Linked DNA regions of Homo sapiens: region 1 is linked to region 2. Evidence: chromatin loops called from intact Hi-C (ENCODE). Cell type or tissue: PC-3. All regions are shown on one strand. Region 1 overlaps ZNF407 (zinc finger protein 407). Region 2 overlaps ZNF407 (zinc finger protein 407).

The links. Peaks named below come from ENCODE experiments on the same cell type or tissue, not always from the same donor. Only the 100,000 strongest peaks of a DNase experiment are listed, where the experiment ranks them.
Region 1: a loop joins it to region 2, with 6 times the contacts of the local background. A loop is called at or near these places in 5 of 110 quality-filtered maps.

The regions. Positions count from the first base shown.
Region 1 is chr18:74,805,729-74,808,228 of GRCh38, reverse strand. The region is part of intron 4 of ZNF407 (zinc finger protein 407); the gene reads right to left. Among named protein-coding and RNA genes, the nearest start is that of ZNF407, 210 kb to the right of the region's middle. RefSeq lists enhancers at 1,051-1,100, 1,085-2,284. In PC-3, no CTCF peak of the experiment used is centred here; a DNase peak (open chromatin) is centred at 1,318; H3K4me3 peaks cover 905 bases; H3K27ac peaks cover 2,020 bases.
Region 2 is chr18:74,656,815-74,659,314 of GRCh38, reverse strand. The region is part of intron 3 of ZNF407 (zinc finger protein 407); the gene reads right to left. Among named protein-coding and RNA genes, the nearest start is that of ZNF407, 60 kb to the right of the region's middle. In PC-3, a CTCF peak has its summit at 1,521 (motif pointing left); a DNase peak (open chromatin) is centred at 1,504.

The DNA.
Region 1 (2,500 bases), 150 kb before region 2:
CAGCCTGATCAACATGGAGAAACCCCTGTCTCTACTAAAAATACAAAATTAGCCAAGCGTGGTGGCACATGTATGTAATCCCAGCTACTCGGGAGACTGAGGTAGGAGAATCATCTGAACCTCGGAGGCGGAAGTTGCGGTGTGCCGAGATCGCGCCATCGAACTCCAGCCTGAGCAACAAGAGTGAAACTCTGTCTCAAAAAAAAAAAAATGTGAGGTGCTGTGGCATACTCCTGTAATCCCAGCTCTTTGAGAAGCTGAGGTGGGGGATCGCTTGAGCCCAGGAGATCAAGACCAGCCTAGGCTAAACATAGTAAGACCTCATCTTTTATTTTTTAAAAATAAAACAATTAAAAAAACCTTACATCAATGTATGTGTCCGTGAGTATGTACTGATACCCAGAAATGATAAGATGATCATTAAAATATGTCCACATACAAATACAATAAAATCTGTGGGGGAAATAAGGGATGTGAGTTCAAGAAGAAAAACAAATTTTCTGACAGTTAAAGAACTTATTCATGTACTTTTAAATGAATGGACGGTGGGAATCAAATCATCATGGTGTTAACATTCTATTGGATACATTTTAAAGTGGTACAAATATTACTTTACTATGTCAATTTTTATTCTACACTTGAAATTATATCCTGTCCAACTTCTGTACTTAGGATGAAAATACTCAGTTGCCAACAACTGGGGCAGGGGATACAGAAGTTTGAAATACTATCATAGGGGAACTTGAGCACCATACTATAGCATAACTAGTGTGACTGTTCAAAGTCTTGCTTGCCCTGTGAAAACCTTCCCATGAATATCCATGCACAACGAAGACTACCTCCATGACTCTCGGGACCCTGCTCATGTCTCTTTACAAGCTGGCCTGTATGTGTGTTACAGCCACAGGACCCTCCTTCAGCACATGCAGCCCAACACTTTCAGTTCCTAATTCAGTTTCACTGTACTTTCTGTTCCCTCCACCTAGAATACTCTTTAATGCTGCCTTTCTCATCATTCACGTTCCTACTCAGCCTCAGAATACAGGGACTCTCTTTGCATTACTTCTTGCAAATAATGCAGGCTAATTTGCCCGAAAAGCCTTAAAAAGGCTTCAGAGGTGCCTACTGTAAACAATCTATCTACAATCACCTGTTGCTTCCCGTTATTATCTCCATGGCATCTACTGCTTTCTGAAATTATTTATGTGCTTCTTCACTTACTTTCCAGTTCTGCCATAACAATGTAAGCTCTATGGGTAAGAAGTGTTTATTTTGCTCACCACTCCATTCTTAGAACCTAAAACCATGCCATGCCTGAGAAAATTTTTGCTAAATTAATCATAGGTGTGAGGTAAAGGTGACTCATAGTCCTAGAATAGCTTCTACATGTCAAGCACTCTGCTGGGACACTTACTCAGTCTCACTCTATTTACTCCTTATGAGAATTTTCTAAAGGGAGTATTATTCCTTATATTTTTAGTTGAATAAACGGAGTTTCAGAGGTTAAGTAACTCGGACAAATTGCATCAGTTAATAAAATGGAGGTGACAGGATTTAAACTCAGGTACTGGATCTTAATCATCCTCTGCTAGAGCTTTATCCACTATGACATGTTGTCATTTTATTTCCCTTACAGTATTTTCATTTATCATCTTGTTTGATCCTCACAACAGTCCACATCTTATCATATCTGCTTTCCAGAAAATGAAACTAAGGCTCTGAGAGTCAAAAAGCTATGTCCATGGAAATAAAGCTACTTAGGGACCAACTGGAACTCAGGTCCTCCACCCCTGGCTCTCGCCTTCCTCCTACAACCCCCCATTGGCATAGGCTAAAGCAGAGATTGGTGAATTACAACCAGGTTGACAGGTGAATCAACTTCCCAACATATCACACTGTGCCACTGTCAAAAGCTTGAGAGTTTACAACTGCCACAGACTTTCTGAGATAAGATAAAGACAATCAACATTAGCCATACTAAGGAAAACCTAAGTAATCCTAAGTAAGGGGCGCGGCCTAGCCAAGGTGTGGGCCTGCAGTCACAGCAGGCCCTGCGCCATCCAGCCACTGCTCCAGATTTGGCAGGAAACCTAAGTGCACACGTGATGGCTTGGAGTTCTACAAAGTATAATCTTACTCGTTTAGTATTATTTTAAGATATTTTCCCAAGTTCTAGTGTATAAGGATAAATCATTTAAAAACTCAAGAAAATTTTTAACAAAAAGAGTTACATCACTAGGAAAAAAATGTATTGGAAATAGTAAAGTCTGTAGAATATACATCCATAAGCTCTTCCATTAAACAAAGAATGAAAGAGGACGAGTCGAGAAGTCAAGTAGGAGTATCTCAATTTTCTCACACAACGTAACATCTTCATTTGCTTGCACAATGCTCAAATCTGTCTTAAAACAATGAACAATGAATGACTTCAAAACATTATAATCAGTTCCAGTTAAAATTGCAGATATAATTTATACTGACTCTTGTCTCTACCTATACC
Region 2 (2,500 bases):
CCTACATGGTGTTCAACCAGCTCTACATAGGTTAAGCATTTTTAATTAAAATGAAATGGATTTATCTCATCAAACACAAAAGAATTTTCAAAGATAAAAATGAAATCATCAAAATCCAATCTTTGAAAAATAAAAATCTAAACCACAATGATATATTTACGTATTATGAAATCAGAAAGCAAGCCCAAAACACACCAGTATTAAGTTATCTATGTAGTTCATCTATTTCAAAAAATCCATGAGCTTTAAATACCCAGAGAATGTAAATCTGGGGGAGAATACCAATGTCCACTCACATGTCCCTAGATGGAATATAAAAAAAGTGAAAACACACCATGTGTATACAATAGATTTTAATTACACAATCTGAAGAATATATATATAGATAGATATATAATGTTTTAAATTCCTTCAGAGATTTACATTAATAGTTTAGAGAAAGCTAAAATATATATTTACGGATATTTAAGCCAAAGTTAGTGACTATCATAGTTGAATAAATGTCTACTTGGTTTTATGAGAACACTCCAAGCAAAAAATCACGTAACATCAACCCAAGTCAGACACTCCTAAATATATTTTAATTAGGAAGAAACAATTCAGGAATATCCCCAATCTTAGAGTTATTCTAATTAAAACAAAAGTAGGTTGAAACAGTTTGTAAAGAATTATTTTATGGTTATTTTTAGATACATCATTTCTAGTAATCATATTGAGCATTTTACACATCACAGTTTTTCTTTATTTTAAACCCAACCCAGTATTCATCTAGGTAGTCACACTCCCTCTAAGAGTTCTTTACCCATTAAACCTGTAAAATTTGCCATCCTATATCTATGTAAATAGTAGTTAGGAAAATATATGACATCTACTGAACAACTTTAAAAAATAAAGACGAAGGCCAGGCGCGGTGGCACACACCTGTAATCCCACACTTTGGGAGGCCGAGGTGGGCAGATCACGAGGTCAGGAGTTCAAGACCAGCCTGGCCAACATGGTGAAACCCTGTCTCTACTAAAAATACAAAAATTAGCTGGGCATGGTGGCGCATTCCTGTAATCCCAGCTGCTCGGGAGGCTGAGGCAGGAGAATTGCTTGAACCGGAACCCGGGAGGCGGAGGTTGCAGTGAGCTGAGATCATGCCACTGCACTCCAGCCTGGGCTACAGAGCGAGGCTCCGTCTCAAAAAATAAATAAATAAATAAATAAAGACAACTGCTGCTTCTATTGTAGTGATGTTCAATTGGAGAAGGATGTAAGATAGCAATAATATTTTCAGTTCCACATGAAGAAGAGAAGGGAAAGGAAGGGAGAGGAAGAAAGGGGGAAAGGAGGGAAAGGAAAGAGGAGGAAATGGAAAGAGAAAAAAGAAAGGAGGGAGAAGAAGAAGAAGAAGAAGAAGAAGAAGAAGAAAGGAAAAGGAGAAGTAGAGAGCAAGAGGCTGAGAAGACAGGGAGGAAGGAGAGGATGGGGAGGAATTCCAGGGACACTCCCTGACTCCCCCTCGTGGTCACGCAAGCAGCAGCACTGCAGACCTCCCAGGGTGGACGACAGTATTTGATGGAACATGGAACAAGTACAGCGTAAACACTGCTGCTGCAGTGGGGTATAAGAAGTGATTCAGACAATGCCGAGGAAAGAAAGCCAGGAACCAACGTGGAGGTGAACACTTTACAGCCAGTTAGTTCTCTCTCAGCTCTCATCTGTATAGTTGAGCATACACCATCGCAAAGATCAATGAGGTAGGAGAGCCCATCCATTAATACCTGTACACAACAGCAGGGCTACAGGAGACGAATGGTTAAGTAACCAGGTTTATCACATCAAATCTCACGCTCAAAGCAGTTTCCCTTTTCACTCTCTCTTTTTTTCCCTACACAATAATGCATTTTCTGGACAAACAGAAAATGACACAAATATGTGTATTATGCCATTAATCTGTTTTTAAGAAAGATGAGTCAGAAAATTCAGCAGTGAAATCACCTGATTTTAAATCTATTTAAGACTCCTGTGTAAATTATACATACTATACAAAATTTTCCTTCTACTATCATTTTTTCATAATTATACAAAAAATATTTCAAGAAATTACCCTCAATTTTAGTTTCCACGGGCTTGAACTAAATCAAGAAAACTGTGCCTTCCACTGTAGATACAAACAACTATGGAAAAATAATACGTAAGCAAACAGGAAGACTACACAGACACTTAAATTAAAAAAAAAAAAAAAAACTAGTTCAACACTTGGCTGGAATTACTTTATATTAGTAAAATAAAAACACACCTACAAACTCAATAGGGAGAAAAATAAAATGTTCATTCAAAGGAAGTATATCACAGTAATAAGCAATACAACACAGTATTAAGCACAGTAATAAGCAATACAGGATAACAACAATGGCATTTATTCATAAAACTTAAATTATTAAATTCACCTAAAGGGATATGTCAAATACATTAAGTGATGGGATTTTTTAATCTGCCTGATTACATAAATATC